2 separate regions of the Mus musculus genome follow, and region 1 is linked to region 2. A link is a loop called in an ENCODE intact Hi-C map of the cell type or tissue named here. Cell type or tissue: left cerebral cortex. All regions are shown on one strand. Links, peaks and the distances in the headings refer to the core of each region. The heading gives the core; the rest is flanking DNA.

Region 1 (8,000 bases), core at 1-8,000, 690 kb before region 2:
ATTTTGCAAAATGTTGTTAGTTGATTCATAATGCTTCATAGTTTGACATAAATGTGAACTTATTAATGAAACCAACTAGAAATGTCTCTTGACAAATTCCCATTTATCAAATGTCTTTTATTTGATACTAAGATAGATAGCAAAAATAGGTCAATATTTAGGTCAATTATACCAAGACCCTCTCTGGAATAAATCATATCTCTATTTGAAAAGGGAAATTTGATTAGTAATTTATGCAATACTAATTAGTTTCTAGCCACAAGCCACCTTTTACCACCCGCATCAACCTTTCCTTCCAACACCTTAGGGTTACTTCCAATCATCTTCTAAAAGTTGTTTAACCTACAGTTTCCTTAGGGGATAATTTTCAAACCACCCTTTAAACTACCACCCACAGTTTGCCACAACCCAAGTCAGACCAAACAGATTATTCCTTCAGCCTTCTCTTCAGTGGAACTAAGGAAGTACTTAGCGTGATGGTCACCAAGCTCTTGTGTAAATTCCTTTACTCACATTGTTGCTTATAAAAAAAAGTGGACCAAATTGTAACTTAAGTGTAGGTTGTTATTTTCAAACATGGCTTAAAAATAATAACCTGTCAGTAGTCACATAGATCCAAAGTTTCACAAGTATGAATTATATAAACAATTTAAGTTTTAAATAAGTAATATATATAAAAATATGGAACATATATCCTGGCATCTCTAAAACATTAGGGAATAGCCACTGATGACTATTTAGCGAAGTGAAAATATTAGCCTCTCTGGGACATTTAGATTAACCAATCTAGATCATGAATTCCACACCCACATGCATGAAAATAGTTAAATACACTACAACAAAAATATTTTTTAACCTGTACACATGCCTAGAACACTATGTGTATGTGTGTCGTAAATAAAAATTCTGAGCCTATATTCTTTAAGAGAAAGCCATACATTATTTTAAATATCTTTGGAAAGAAACAGTTTAAATTATATTATCAGTTTCAATGCGCAAGTTTTACCATTATCCTAAGAAAATCAAAAGTTTAATTATCCAGAATAAATCAATAGCTCTTCTATTACATATTAGCAAACTTGACACTAACCATTAAGTAACAAGAAACCATGGAATGAATCCACTAAATCTACACTTTAGACACAATAGTCTGACATTACCATAAGGGATGAGATTGCTGAGGGCAAAGATCAGATAGAAGGCCTTTAGAGGACACAGGACGAGAAAATTAGATTCTAAATAAGCACAGCATCTTTAAAGACACAATGGGATCAGGGAAAGAATGGAGGAGATGTGACAAAGTCATGGTCAGTGCAGTACTGGGGATGGATGGGTTGCGATGAGAAAGATGAGAAAAAGAGCAAATAGAGATGACTGAAGTTACCAGAGCATTGAATTTTTGTGTGTGTGTGTGTGAATTGTAAGATTTACGACATAAGTTCATCACTCAAATCTAGTTGCTGAAAACTACTTACACACCATATAAATGAGTTCCATTTGATAATGCCATTTCCTCTAAAGGTACCTAGGAAACCTTTAATGAGTTGATTGACCGATTGTTCTTTTTATATCTCTGTGTGGTGTGTGTCTGTGTTTTCATGTGTATGAGCACAGATATGAGTGTATATGCAAGATACACCTACAGCTGACATAGGAAGCCCTTGATCAATCTCCACCTCATTCATTGAGGTGAAAAGGGTCTCTTACTTTGACCCTGTTCTTTTCATACCGCTAGTTTAGATACTCACGCACTTGGGGTTTCCTATGCTTCCTTCTTCAGACTCCATCCCAGTATTCCAATTACATTCTGGCTCTTGACAATAAAAATAGTAATAGTAATAGTAATAGTAATAGTAATAGTAATAGTAATAGTAATAGTAGTAGTAATAATAATAGTAATAGTTATAGTAATAGTTATAGTAACAGTAGCAGTAGCAGTAGCAGTAGCAGTAGCAGCCCAGAGTTTTGGGTAGGCTGAGGTGGGAATTCCAGTCCTTGGGCTTGTGTAACAAGTACTTTATCTGAAGATCAAGTTCTTTTCTTATTAATTTTTAGAAGAAAATAAAACAGGACTGAGATTCTCTTCACACTTTTAACAACTGTAGATTTCAGTAAGCCAGACTTTACATTATAATACCTCTAATACTGGGGATCTTAATTTGAAATGCTTCACCCTTAGTTAATTTTTAAGAGTTTCAAAACTCTGCTAAATTCAAAACACAAATAAATAGATGGGAAATATATGAATGTCTCTACTATGCAATCACAGATGAGAAGGTAAAAAACTGTTATCAATAGCAACAGAAATTAGAAACTAATCAGAAATAATGTTAAATGAAGATGGCTTATAGCCGAATATTTAATCTGATGTAATTGAAATTTAAATTCATATTATGCAATAGAATAAGAATACAATCATCACTTCCCTTTTATCAGTGCAGGCGAGTGGTATCAGTTTGCACAATCAAATTCCATTGCGGAGTCTCACTATGGTATTTTGTGAAGAATAGCTTGAGAAAGTGATGCTGATGAATAAATTATACATTCAAACACTTGAGCTGCATATAAATTTCCCTTCTGGAAGTGCTATTCAAAAAGAAACTCCAGAGTCTTGATCTACTTAGAGTATTTAAAAAATAAAAGAAAGAAGAAGAAAAACTTTACCTTTGCCCTCTTTTTAACCTCATTTAACTCCCATTACAGTGCATCTTCAACATATCAGATTGAAAACCTATTTTAAAGGAAAACCAAATCCTTACCTTGCTTAGGAAGTTACAAATTATCTATCCATTGCCTTCTCACAGGGCAGGAGTGACTATAGTACCCTCTGACTCATCATTTAGAACATCCTCTAACGTCCTTACTGATATTTTTAAGCTTCTATGTAATTGGCAGTACATATGCAGCAGAACGCATGCTGTCTTGATGCTTTTTCTAAATTAGAAATCTATAAACAAGTGGAAAATGAGGAAAGATGCATCGAGAAGTGTGAACTGCTCCTATCATGTGCGAGGGATATTTCAATGGACCAGGAGACTTGACTGTCTGAGAAGAAGCAAAACATGCAATTCATTTATACAATATACATGAGTTCTTTAAAAGTGCCATTTAGTAATCTGGTCTTGTGAAAGGGTCCAATGAAAGAACTGGTACAGGCTATGTGGTGTGGTTTGAATGAAAAACGTTTCCTGTAGGCTCACTGGGAGGTGCAGTTTGGGATGTAATGCATCCTTTACAAGGTGATGGCTTCCCTAGAAGAAGAAGCTTAATAGCCTGGCCACACTCCCAGTCCATTCTCTCACTCCTGACCGATAGGCAGTGTGAACAGCGGGTGAGCTCCTTATCCAGCCACTCTCCTTTCTCTTCTCATGATGGAATGTATCCCTTCAGACTGTAAACCCTAATAGGCTTTGCCTGTTGTTTGTTTGTTTGTTTGTTTGTTTGTTTGTTTTTCAGGGAATTGCTTCTGTCAAGAATTTTGTCACAGTAAGGACAAAATGCTATGACAGTATTTGATTATTTAAAAAAAATTAAAAATTTCTTTAACAATAGAATTCACAGACAACAGTATGGATTTTAAGATATTTAAATATTTTAGTATTTTCAATCCTTGTCTTTTACATATAGCTAAATCATACCATAGTATAAGTAGTTCATTAAGAAGTAATCAATAGTGTACAATACACAATTTACTATTAGTCTAAAATACAGGCATAATTCATAGAATACTCAGATTATGTGTGTTTATTTTATTCCATATAATATCAATGATAAAGAAAAATACCTTCCCTAGTAGTTTATTCTAGAAAGATTTGGTTTTGTGAACTGTTTGATTAACTAAATTAACTTCCAATTTTTCCTTCAGTGGAGTCTTTTCTCAGTAACTTTTTGTGAATACTAATCATCTATTTTAAAATACAATGAGGGTTATTTTTCTATATGAAGAATGAATAAAAAAAGAGAGGTATCTTACTTTAATAGTTATCTGTCAGCTGGAATTAATAATTTTATGAAAGCTGAATGCATCTTTTAAATCATATCTTTCAAAATGCTGGCATTTATAGAAAAATGTAACATTGGAAGAAAATATGAAACAAAATAGGGTTTGCAATGCTTCAATTTGTAATCCTAGGATGATAAACATAAAAATGATAAAAATGCCTCTTGTATTTTATTTCACAGTTCTACTATACTAAAGGAAAATTAGTTTCTAGTTATGAGTTACATGTCTTTGTGCCTTGGTATGTGTGTTGGAGGTGTGCTTGCACAAGTGTGTGTGTGAGAGTGTGTGTGTATGTGGGTGTGTGTGTGGGTGTGTGAGTGTGTGTGTGTGTGTGTGTGTGTGTGTGTGTGTGTGTGTGTATGTGTGTGTGTGTGTTTTACATGGTACCATTTTAAGGTGAGTTTGGGAAGGAGTACTTCATACTCATCTTCGATGATGTGTCAGATGATTAGCAAGTGTAACAGGACAAAAAGAGATACCCAGATTTGATGTTGCCTAGTCATTACCAGATAAGTTTGGGTCTCAAATCCATTTGTTCTGTCTGTAGGAGCTGAGCTTTTTCTCAGGTTTGAGGACAGTATGCCTGCAGTTCTGAGGTACAGACACTAGATGACAGCCTTGTCTGCCTCTAGTTGCAAGTAATTATAAAACCAGTGAAAGTTATCTCCAATGATGAAACTGCTGAAAAGAGTTGTGTCTGTGGCCTCCGTAATATCTAACAGGATTTTAAAAGTTTACAGTGTGAGAAGTCCTATTACTTGGTTTCACGTGATTCACTATGAATACAAGCACATATTAGGAAATGCCATTTTCAATGTTGACATTTCCCATGAATTGTATTAAAACCCCACACTTCTAAGAGAACTTGACATGATTAGAAATGAGAGACCTGAAGTTAGAGATGTTCAGAGGTCTTTCTATTTTGAACTATGGCTATGTTTTGGTGTCATTTAAAACTTGATAGTCATGCTATGACTGATAGGAGTGATTAGCAGAACCAGCTTCAGCTATGGATTTCCAGGGAAAAAAATAGATTTTGAATGTATCTGGCTTGATATAAGTTACACTTCATCTTAACACAAAGCATAAAAGACAGACACTTTCATTGTACCCATCCAGAATAAAAGAAAAGAAAATCTTGCATGTGTAGATGTGTCTTCTAAGTATTTTCTGTTACACACTATACCAAGTTGAATATTGTCTGTTGTTATTTAATCTGGCTATTGTTGAACATTTCTATACTTTCAAAGAAGACAAATAAGTTGGTCTTTAAAGATCAGTAATGCCACAAGAAGATAACAGATTGTGGATCTGTGCATGGTTCAGTCAGTCAGGGAACATATTTCTGTGATCAACTCCTGAGGATGCAACAGAAAGGCATACTTGTGACTACACATCACTTCTCAGACCTGGAAGCTGAGGGCAAGTGGGCTGAAAATGAGTAAATTACACTGTTTCGTTCAGGCAAAGTATACTTTCAGACAGAAGCAAATTGGGGGAGGGACTCTCGTGGTGGGGTACCAGGAGGGGACTGACTGGGAGGAAAAATATGTAAATAAACAAATAAATAAGTCCCCATTAGTACCAAAGACCCAAAGTTTTACTACATTAGCAGCATTTCAGCCAAGGATGCATTAATTAAACACAAAGGCAAACCATGTTCTTAAGCAAACTCCCCCTGTTTATGCTAAGCATTGATTGACAGGAGTGAGCATCAAGATTTAACCTCCCATTTCCACTGCTAACATATAAAGGCTATATCCAATCCTAACACACTACCCTAGACTGAAGACCAAAAATGATGTTGGTTTCAAAGGCAAGGTTTGCTCTGAACAGAGTATAATCTTTCATGGCTTGGGAAACTTGGTAAAATGATGAGCAGAGGGCTTCAAAGACAAATGCATGGGGATCTTTGACCAATACTATATAGCGGGTATCACCTGAATGAACCCATCTTCATCATAGACAGCTGAGAAGAGTAGCAGAAGTTTAATAGATAAGTATTTTTATGTGCATTAGTGCAATAGACTTAATTGGTACCTATGATATGGAGAGGCTATTGAAAACTTGTCCTTGTCTGTAGACACGGCATAAAGGCAATCAATCTAATGCTATTAAGTGTGAGTAGGCCCAGACATTCTAAATCGAACAAGTCTAGAGACAACATAAGAGTGATTTAGAGAATGTCCTGAGGTAGTTTATCTCTGAACATTAATCTGGAGACTTTGTTTTATAATAAATAACAAGCCAAAGAAATGTATTACCCAAGTTCAAAGCCTGGGTTGTCTAATTTGTTGCGTTTCATAATGTTATAATGGTCAGAGATAATGTAAATGCAGTCATTAAAATCACAGACTTTAACTGGCAGGTAGCGAACATTCACAATTCCAGCATCTGAATTATGAGAAAAGAAGGTTCCAAATTTGAAAACTGTCTTAGCTATAAAAGGAGGGTTTTTTTTTTCAAAAGGATTTTTTTAAAGGACACAAAAAGCATCCATCTATAGGTTGAATTGTTCTGGGCATTTAGATATTTAAATAAGCCATTGTTGCCTTTTGTTAAATGAGATACTTTTCCCATCTCTGCCATGAGACATTTTCTATTAAAATATATTACTGTGATTGGGGATTTATCTCAGTGTAAGAGTACTAAACAAAGTCCTGAGTTCAGCCCTAAGCCTCAGAAAAGTGAATAAATAAGTATAATAAAATAATTCCCTAACAGAAATTATATATATATATATATATATATATATATATATATATATATATATACTCTCATTAAGATTATATTCATTTAAATGCATGTATGCTTTTTGCATATGTTTAAATCTTTTTTGTATTTGAAATTTAATACAGTGAGAATTCTTATAAAATTTTAAATAATATTCTCATAAATTTTAATAAAATAATAATCTCATAAACCAGGCTTGATTTTACTTGTATAATGAACTCACAGTTAAAATGGAATTATTTTCAAATGTACAATAGAATTGATAGATGGCTTACAGAAGTCTACATTAAAGGGACAATAAGTTCAATCTAGTAGAAAGCTATAATATGTGCTCATCACCAACATTTTGCAGCAAAGTATTAAAAAACACACTGATATAAACAAAGAATCATCAATATTTAAAATCAAAACATTAAACTATTTTAATCTAATTAACTTCTACTGTTGTTTCATTCTGCCTTTGTTGCCAGTGCATGGCATACATAGACAACAGTTCTACAGTAGATAAAGGATCTACAAACTTTCAGCATACAAGAAAACAACTGAAATGATATAAATCAAAATTTCATAAATGTCTCACTCTAAGGGCATTATTCTAGTTTTCTAAATTTTATAACTCAACTGAAAAAATTGAGGAAAGTTATTCATATAAAATATGAGTGCCTTAAAAATGCATTCTAAAATTTTATTAGGTTTATCTTACTGTACAGATTTCAATCTAAGATGAGAATTTTATGTCTAATTAAGAATGTTGTGTATAATTAGTTTGCAGAATGATCCAAACAAAGAAGGGATAGGAACACGCCCAGATAATAAGTGACTAGTACTGTAGATGAAAACACAAGAACAGGGAGAGTCTCCGAAACATCTGGACCTACATGCCTCCTCAGATAAACTTAAAATCATGACATAAGTCTCTCTTTCCTTCACAGCCACACTCTAGTCCATCACATATCTGGTGAGACTCACACAAAATTTAGAATACTTTCCATGGATGATGATGCGACAGATAATTTATCAAGGATTTTTAGAGCACATGCATCTACCAGTTTGTGTCACAACTACCTGGTAATAACCTGCCTTAAATCTTTTATCACTTTATGGACCATAGGGCCTGATTTACAAGGAATAATGAAGATTTGTAACAGCTAAAGATTATTTTTAGGATGAAAAATTGATATCCATCATGTGTAATAAATGTCCTTAAAATAAAAGATGGTTTTTAAAGCTCTAAAATGGTCTCATTTATATAATTATTAATTGA
Region 2 (10,259 bases), core at 1,185-9,184:
AGATCATAACTGTCTATAACTCCAGTTCCAGAGAATCCTATGCTTTCTTCTTTCTTCTGTAGGCACAAGGCATTCATGTGGTTCACAGTCAAAGATTCATGCAAAATGCTAAAAATGTATAAAATAAAATAAAATAAAATAAAATAAAATAAAAGTGAAGTAAAAAACAATAAAAGAATATATGTGTTCTGTGACTGTGAAAAACAACTAAGAGTTAGTGAATATAACACAAATATGAAAAAGACATATTTGCATCTTAAAATTAGTATGCAGTTTTTGAAATCATTTCTTTTTAAAAATTTTTATTGGTGGTTTTGTTTACATACATTTCAAATGTTATCCTGCTTCCCCTTTTCCTCTCTGCAACCTCCTATCCCACCCTCTCTATGCCCTGACTCTACAAGGCTGCTCCCCACCCCCACTCCTACTTCAGTCCCAACACCCGAGCATTACCCTACGCTGGGGCATTGGGCCTTCCCAGGACCAAGGGGTTCTCCTCCCACTGATGTCCAACAAGGCCATCCTCTGCTACATATACAGCTGGAGCCATGGCCCTCCATCTGTATTCCTTGGCTGGTGGGAAATCACTCTTTTAAAATAGAAATTTTTATCCTATCTTCTTTAAGAAGGAATCATGTTATATGAACATTTCCACTCATCTTCAATTTGTCATTTTGTTATAATAATTTTATGATATCTCTTTTTAAAGTACTTATCTTGGGCCTTTACCTCTTGTGTGTGTGTGTGTGTGTGTGTGTGTGTGTGTGTGTGTGTGTGTGTGTATTTGTTGTATTGAATATGAAGTACAGGTATTGCAATATTCAAACATCTAAATAATTCCATTTGAGTAATGTTTAGCACATCTTTGCATGATAGGTGGGTAGCTAGCTCCCTAACCTGTGTGATCTGCCCTTTGCAATCATTTTTTTCAAAGTAGTAATCTAGTTAACTAGTTATCGATTTCTTCATGGCAAACTACCCTAAATTTATTACTGTGCTATAATAAAGTGGTGATAAAAAGTCATGCCTCCTTTTCTTCTCCTCAATATAGATGCATATATTTATATATTTATTCATACATAGGTATATGCACATACATGTGTAGATAAGTGTATGTACAGCCATTTAGGATATACATTATCAGTTATGGTAACATTATTGAGCAGAAAAATTTTCATGTAAGAGGAAGCTTATGTACATGTATTCAGGTATACATTATCAGTTATATTAACATAGTTTGGGGAAGGCTTCATCTAAGTTTAATAAAGTCTAATAGTCAGTCAGGTCTTTTTCATGAGACAAGTCAAAATAAGTGTAATACGTCGTCCTGCCTGGAAAAAGCATATACTTTTATTTAGGTAATACTTACCTAAATTCTTTTTATTTTTCTTTTCTTTTCTTTTTTTTAATTAATTTATTTATTTTTATTTTTTCCTTCTATTAGATATGTTCTTTACTTGCACTTCAAATTTTCTCCCCTTTCTTCATTTCCTTTCCGAAAACTCCTCGATCTCATCCTCCCTCTCCCTGCCCACCAACCCACCCACTCCTGCTTTCCTGTCCTGTCCTGGCATTCCCCTTCACTGGGGCTTCTTTTTTTTCTTTTTTTTTTTTTCTTTTTCTTTTTAATGGTTTTAGAGCTTTATTGCCAAAAGGCAGGGGGAAAGAGAGGAGGTAGAGAGAGGGAGAAAGGCCGGCCATGGCCACATGGAGAGAGGGGGCAAAGGGAGAGAAGGAAGGAGGGCTAGAGATGATGACAAGGAAAGTGAGAACTTAGCTACACTGGGGCTTCTTAAATGGTACAGAATATGTAGCAAATTGCATGGGTATGGAGTGGAAAATAATAATGTTACGAGGCTAAAACTTGCTTAGACTCCAAATGAAAGCCTTGCTGGTTGGTGCGTGAAAGCAATGTAGATTCTGCAATGATAATGGCATGAACATGGGCAGACGATCTGGATAAGGAAGTCAGAGAGCAAGAGTTAGACCTGGAGCTCCAGGAAAGAACATCTAGCTAACATGCTTTCTTGCCAAGGTCTGAAAGTCCACACTAAGAACTGCAGGGCTGATGTGTTCCTTTGATAAAGCTGTGAGCTAGAAAGACAAACAGACACCAAGCGAGGTTCCTGGAAATCACTGTGCAAAAGATAGAACCATTGAATGCCCAGGGACATGATCTTTAAGGCAAATAGTAAGTGAAGACATATCCATTAAGAGGACTTTTTGACAACTTGGTGAGAGAATGAGTCAATCCTTTTTGACATCTGAAAATTCCCCTTGAATACCTTTCTAGTGTATGGAGGTAGAAAGCACACTCCAGATGGCTGTATAGCTGCTCACAGTGCTTCCCCTATTCCTAGGTCTTATCAGAAAAGCTATTGTCTTCAGAGGAGCAGAATATCTACATGTTTTGTTTTGTTTTGTTTTTTTCCCCAGGCCACAGCAAGTCCTTGTGAATAAGCAGTAGGCACATTCAAATGAGAGAGGACAGAAATATTCTCTACCTACAACCCACCATCCACTGATGGAATGATCAATATCCCTTGTTCTTAGTATCACTAAGGTTACAGGCTCCTTGATGACCACACTTATTCATACTTCTGATGGTATAATTCTTCACCAGGCTATGAATCTTTCAAGCTACTTTTCATCCCTAAATAGCCCTTAGCAACTGAAGCAGAAATATCTTGCAGACTGACATTCAACGTTGCCCAGAAATCCTGCTTCAAAACTCTGGTTCAGAGATATTTTTTGTTTGGTTTGGTTTGGTTTTTCTGGAAAAATAAATATAATTTAAGGAGCATTGCTCCTAAATTAGATGATGTTTAGGTTGAAGCCTCGGACACTCTCAGGTATGTCGTAGGTTTTGATCAGTGTGCTTGGATGAAGTTAGCAGCAAATCTGGTGAAGATAAATTGAGTTGTAGCAGGATTTTAGACAAAAGGGAATCTCTCAGTAAATGAGTCATATAAAATCAGAAATAAGACACAGAGTAAACATCACTGAGAAAGAGAAAATGTAGCAACTAAAAGTAAAACCCAACAAAATCAATAATGAAGCCAGACATATCAAACACCATACCCTCCCACATCTATGAACAATATTTTTAATTTGTGATGGACTAACCCGTCATTCAATAAGTTTAAGTAACCCCTTGCTCTCAGCTCTATGGTCTCTTTCTTGTGCTGTTAGAACTTTGTACCTGTAGTTTTCCTTATTTAGTATCCTATTTTTTTGTATGCTCCCATATCCTGATACTGTAATTCAGGATTCAAACTGCAGAGTTTTATGCACAAGCTCTTCAGGATTTTGATCAATTTCGGGTCTCACACCTTTTGGGTAGTAAAACTTTGATGTAAGCTTCCTTACCTCCTATATCTCTTGTGATTTTGATGTCTGACAAATGACTTCAATGTGACCAATGCTACATACCTTAGACAGAACTGTATCGCGACTTGCTTTTTTTACTTGTATATTCGTGTCTGCATACCTTTGCACTAAATCCTGGCAAGTACTTTCCAATGTGGCTATTTTAGAATGGAAATTTCATAAGGTAGCATTCTCAATTCTTGTAAACTCCTTTCATATGAATTAGCAATTTTATAAGCAAGCGTCTTTAATAGTTATCTACTGCAAAGTTTTAATTTTTTAGGCAATTTCTGGAACACTTTCAGATTTGTTTTTGTTTGTATTCTTCCTTTCTTTCGTTGCCCGTTTCCTCTGACTGCTTCATTTACCAACTTTCTTATTTTCCTGTCCCATGGTCTTTCCTACGAGCAATCTGAGAAAATGCGTTGACCAACTACAATCCTATAGCCTGAATGTTCTGTGGTCTTGAACATTTCTCTGCCAAACCACTTAGTCTATTATTTTTTTTAATTAAACTTTATTCAAAATTCCAGGATACAGGCAGAACACAGTCAGATCCTTCAGCAGAATTCAGCACAAATGGCTTGTTATATTTGTGTCACATCTGCAGTGACATTAAATTTCCAGCAGATTCTTTCTCTCCATCTCAGTCTTGATGAACTTCTTCGTTCCTGTTGATATTTCTAGCAGCTTTATTTTGTCTTCTATACTCCCACCAAGATGACTGATTATGTTCTGCATAAAGTATTTTATGGCTTATCTAACATGAAGCGCCAAACTTTCCCACAGGCCTCTCATAAACATATTCAGAAGTTTAAGCATCACATGTCCACATTTCCACAATAAAATACATAACCTCATCTCTTGGTACCGATTTTGGTGTTAATTACATTTTTCATCACTATGATAAAATGCCTGAGAAGACACAATTTACTGGAAAGACAGCTTAGTTTGCTTAGTTATCTTTCATCCTGGTTGGGAAGGCAGTGTGTGTCACCACACTAGTGGAAGTGGAAGGCAGCTGGTCCTTCATATCCCACAAACCAAGAAGCAGCAGCTTCAGGTTCATGGATTATTGAACACAGTGTAGTAGGCATTCATCAGCTATGGAAACCTCACAGTGGGTTGTGACCAGGGACCAAGACAAAGAAGTTACTGCCTCTTAATATTGTCATTTGAGGACAATAACCACCACATCACATCATACATATTGAAAACATTTACTGAGTTGACAAGCAGTTATGCCTGATCAATCTTACTCATCCTTGGTGTGAGTGAATAAAGTTGTTAGATTTTCTTTAAAGTGTCCAGTCACCAACAAAGAATTGGGAGTCACTTTCATAGGAATGGGTGTTGTGTTCACTAAAAAAAAAATAATCTGGACACTGGAAATACCAGTGAGAGAAACTTCATCAATCTAAAAGTCTAGGGACTATCTGTACAAATATCTTTAAGGCAAGGCTGTAAAGATGGCTTCATGGCTAAGAGCACTTATTCCTGGAGGACCCAAGTTTCTTCTGAACGCCAATGTGTTTGCATACAGTGGTCTGCAGTTCTGGTTCCAGAAGATATAGTGCCCTCTTCCGGCATCTTTAGGTACTGCATGCACACTCAGACATAAGAATCAATACTCTCCTGTAAATAAATAAATAAATAAATAAATAAATAAATAAATAAATAAGTAGGGTTGACTTTATAGCTCAGTAGTGAAGAACTTGCCTAGTTCCATCAGGAATTTTCTTACCGTGAGAGAAAAGGAACATGGGGTTGCTTTACAGTCTGAGTGGCAATATAGAATATATGTGATGGGGATGACCTGGGATGGGAGAAAAGGTATAACTTGGCCAAGTCTGGCAAAAGGACAGAAGAAATAGAGATAGATCGATTGCAAAAGAAGAACTGGCTCAAAAAGAGGGACAATGGGAATGGAGAGATTGCTCCGTGGTTAGAAACACTTGCTCCACAATGAAGATGACAGGCATTTAGATCTCAGCACTCATGCTATCAAACTGACTGTTCCCCCAAAGACCCCAGCTCCAAGAGGGGCCGATATAGGAAGGTGGATAGAACTGTGTGGTATGTAAAGAAGTTCTATTTTGTACCGTGATTCTACCTTGGCAGTCACCAGCTGTTTGTCTCAGACTCTAGTCCCTGTAAGGTAAGTTCCCAGTAAGCCTGACTCAATGACCCCTACCCAAAATTATACAGCAGTGACTATCTACTTGTTATATGAATTGCTGGTTTTATTTTGCCTTTGTAACTTGCTAATGCAAATACCCAAAGATTGTTTTGAGTTTCCTTAATCTCTTAACTAAGCAGAACAGAACAGGTTTTACTTGCCTGCATAGATAATGAAGGTCTCCCTGTGGTCTTCGCCTTTAGAGTTCTCTCTTCCTTGGCAACCTCAAATTTGACTCAGAGATCATTTGCCCTGCTAGCAGATGATCAATAATCAATGTGTGTATGTGTGTGTGTGTGTGTGTGTGTGTGTGTATGCATACATATATATATATATATATATATATATATATTTATACATACATATATATGTGTGTGTATATGCATATATATATATACATACACACACACACACACACACACACACACACACACACACATATATATATATATATATATATATATTCAAAGTAGCTGAATCAGAAGTGACAGAGGTAGGTCCAGCAAGATAATTCAGTGAGTATAGGCTCTTGCTGCCAGTCCTGATCTGAGTGCTATCCTCAAACATACATGGCAGATGTAGAGAACCAAATGCTGTGAGTTATCCAGTGACATCCAAAGTGTTCCATAGCTTTCACATGCCTACACACACACACACACACACACACACACACACACACACACACCACAGCACAAATAAATATATGTTTAAGAATTTTAAAAGACAAGTAAATGAGAAAGGCTAATAGTAAGTGTGACATTACTATACATGCTGAAAGTATAGAACTTTAGGTAAAATAAACTGCAGAAAATGAGATATGAATTTTTCTGAACAAGTAGTTTGAATCCACTGGAAATATCCAGACGTAAATGTTTCACATTAGAATTGCTAAGACGTTTATAGAAGAAAGAGAAATTCATTAATAAAGTTTTCAACCAATAGGAAAAACTAATTTATTTTAGTAGATATATATCCCTGCATCTGAATAAAAGTATTTACAAGAAAATAAAATGATAAATGAACACATTCTGAGATTAAGATTTCCTCTAGGAGGAAAAAAAACCCACTTTTGTACAGTAGTATATTCAGCAAGATATATGTAAGGGACCATACATCAAGAGGTATTTGGCATATAAGGCTAAAATAAAGAGTTAGCATCATATGTTAGGAAATTTAAAAGCATGTGATTATCTCCATAAACATGGAAAGATCATTGCCAAATTTAAAATACTTGCTCATTACAAAATGCACTGATAAGTTTTGGGACAGAATTTCATAGGTAGCATTTTACTTCATACATAGATATAAAATGCTGTCTGCATTTCTCCTAAAACCCAAAGCAAGATACAGTTTTTTTTGCTCTCACTACTTCTACAGCATTTAATATTGTCCTACTTGTACAAGGCAGCGTTCAGAACAGAAGGAAACATACATAGAAGCCTTTGGATTATACTCTATGAAATAAAACAATCACCTGTGAGATAAGATGTCTTATTTTACACCAGAAATGACAAGGACGCCACAAAGCAAAGCAAAAGAACCCAAATCAAAACCAAATCAACCAAACAAAAAGAACGAATGGCTGAGTTTAGAGACTGGTAGCGAAGACTTGCATTTCTAGTTTGTTATAGTTAAATATTTTAGATAACTTACCTCGACCACAGTGTGCTCAGATGACTGGATAAATGGATTGTGGTTTTATCTGTGATGGTTTGAGTGTCAAACGTCTCCTGAAGGCTTTGGTTCTTGGACATTTGGTCACCAGTGGGAACACTGTTTTGGAAGGCTATGGGAATGTTAAGAGATTGCTGTTTTTCTGGATAGAGTAGGTCCCTGTGATAAGGCCTTCAGACTTATAGCCCAGTTTCTCTTCCTCTTCATTCTCTCTATCTTGTGTCTCCACACGATAATCCCAGTTTCCTCCTGTTCTTTCTTAGTTTTTCATTATGGTGGCATGTAATACCCCTAGAATTTAAGCCACAATAACTCCCCTTTTTATTCTTAAATTCCTTCTTATTAGATGTTTTTTCCATAAAAATAAAACAAAAAAAGTATGCAAAACCATGGTTTGGAATAGTTGAGCATGTAAATTCATACTAAAGAAGTGTAACCCCCATCAATGTAGATGGATATCATCTGAGCTGTTGAGGGGATCAATAGAGCAACAAGTTGAATTTCTCTGCTTGAGCTAAGACATTGATCTTCTGCCTGATTTCCACATCTTGAGACTAGGACATGCTTTTCTGGTGTCAGTTCCTTTGCTTTCTGATATTCGAACTTCAACCATTTCTTTTCCTTTTTCTGCAATCCTCAGATCATGTTTTCAGCCACTTGTCATGTGAGCCAATATGTACTATAAATCTTCCTCTCCCTCTCCCTCTCCCTCTCCCTCTCCCTCTCCCTCTCCCTCTCCCTCTAATTTTAATTTTAATTTTGGTAGTCACAAACCAATGGGCTTATCAGTTGTTATCCTTGACCAATAGAGAGCCTATTATGTTAAAAGAAAGTTAAACATTTCACTTAATAGGTGGCTTTAAAGACGTTTTTAGATTTTATTATTATGATGATGATGATGATGATGATGATATGTGTGTGTGTTTGGAAGGGGGTATGCACACATGTATATAGGAGCCTGTAGAGGCCAAAGGTTTTGCACAGTCCTGGTGCATGGATTACATGTGATTGTGAGCTGTCCCACACTGGTGCTGGTAACTGAACTTGGGTCCTGTACAATATCAGGAAATGGTCTTAACTGGTGAGCCACCTGTGCAGTCTCTCTTAAGTGGTCTGTCTATTCTTCGACCTTGTCATGTTATCTGTGTAAACTAAGAGGGCAAGGTGATTAAAAAAGCAAATGTCACCAAACAAAATTACAAAAAATCTTTAAATTGAAAATTTCTAATGCCCATCACCACCTTCGTTCAAGTGCCTATAATTGGTTAAGAAATAATTTAAAACTACTTAAAAGAAATGAACTCTGCCTGTAATGAGTGAGTTCTTCAATTTCTAGTTGTTTTAATCTAGTTTGTTGATACACAGGTCTATTATTAGCTGTTGAAAATATTGAACTTAGATTTGTCTCATTCATAAGGACTAAGCTACCTATTCCATTCTTTGGTACTCAGTGTAATCTGGCTGTAAGAGACAGGGCCTTCTCTGTTTCTGTGCCCTACCTAGAAATTAAAACTGTGCTTAAGAGAGCCTTGCTCATTAGTAGAAAATAGCAGGATATATTGGACCTGAATTTGGATCCTCAGGAAGAGCAGTAAATGTTGTTAACCACTGAGCCAACTCTACTCATCAGTTTTATATTGTTAATATTAATTGAATCAAATTGTTTTTGAAAGAGATGTAATAAACTTTTGGACATGTAAATTGTATGGGTCATGGTCATTATATATATAATTTAAACTTGAAAAATGTTCTGGCTACTTGACTTTGACTTTGTATTTTTTACAAAAACAAGAAACTGAGCAATTCCTTAAGTTCTGGAAATTGATGCAAGCCGCATGATCATTTTTAAAGGTTTCCTTTCTATTAACACAATCATTTAGGAGAAAATTAAGAAGAATCTTAATAGCAGTGCTTGTCATCTTGAAAGGATTTCTTGTCATGGAAAAAAAGTCCATTAACCAATTGTAGATAAAAGCAACCAATAATTTTCATTTATATGAAATTATAACCAGAAAAATTTATATGTATGCTATTTTATTAATTTATAAATAGTGTGTCTACATTAAAAAAACAGAAATGTTTTTTCTGTTTGCTATTACTGGAATTATAGTAAATAAAATTAACTCCAAATATTATATATTTGCTATGAGAAAGGTAGTCATAGAGATTTTTAAAATTGTATACTATAACTTTAACTACTTCTAAACCAGCCTATCCTTAAGATTAATTTGAACACACTGTGACTTATAAAATAACTGAATGTGCAACCAACTTTTAAAGGTCATGGGGAATTGAAAAGGGGTGGATGGGTAGGACAGTTAAATGCCTTTTTTTTAGGTATGAGTTTTTCTGTAAAGCCTTCGAGAAACCTTTGGCCCAGAAAGTGGTTGAGGAGGGATTAAATTCTTGCAGGGGAAAAAAGTTTGTTCCCTGAAGGTATTATAAGGATCCCAGCTGTTGGGGTACATACTCCCTGGTTATGATTGGCACTGAAATGTCAAAGCTCAAAATCCCAAGCCACTAAATTGCCTGCCTTAATCAGACAAAGCTTGCCTGCTCCCCACTGCTCTGGGTCAGTCAGGAGCTGTCTGTCTCACATTCGCTCAGTCTCTCGACTGAGTTTACACTTCTCCTGTCCATTAATTATTTCAGACTTTTTTGTTTGTTTTCCTTCAGAGAATCTTTCTTCTCTATTATATTGCTTGAAAAATGATATCAATTAAAGAAGGTTGACTTATAACACTACCCAAACTATAAGACATTTTTGCTGTATGGAGAAGATAAAAAATATATTTGTTCTTTGAATTAACTATTCAAATATGATATAATCTGATTTTATATTTCATTTGCTATGAAGACATATTAAAAACATTTTCTCTTTAAATAGTAGTAAATAATGAAATCTTTTATTATTAATATAATTTTCTATAAAATACCATACATGCCCCTGCATATTATATATTATTTACATATTTTACACATATATACATATTTTGTATATACATATTATATATATACTATTATATACACATTATAT

The links. A loop is a pair of places that touch in the nucleus more often than their neighbours do. Peaks named below come from ENCODE experiments on the same cell type or tissue, not always from the same donor. Only the 100,000 strongest peaks of a DNase experiment are listed, where the experiment ranks them.
Region 1: it touches region 2 in a loop (6-fold over the local background); 4 of 42 quality-filtered maps call a loop at or near these places.

The regions. Positions count from the first base shown.
Region 1 is chr16:67,085,336-67,093,335 of GRCm38, forward strand. The region is part of intron 1 of Cadm2 (cell adhesion molecule 2); the gene reads right to left. Among named protein-coding and RNA genes, the nearest start is that of 1700010K23Rik, 430 kb to the left of the region's middle. In left cerebral cortex, for the core only: a CTCF peak has its summit at 4,613; a DNase peak (open chromatin) is centred at 4,599.
Region 2 is chr16:67,771,348-67,781,606 of GRCm38, forward strand. No RefSeq gene overlaps it. Among named protein-coding and RNA genes, the nearest start is that of Cadm2, 160 kb to the left of the region's middle. In left cerebral cortex, for the core only: a CTCF peak has its summit at 4,954 (motif pointing left); DNase peaks (open chromatin) are centred at 2,703 and 4,951.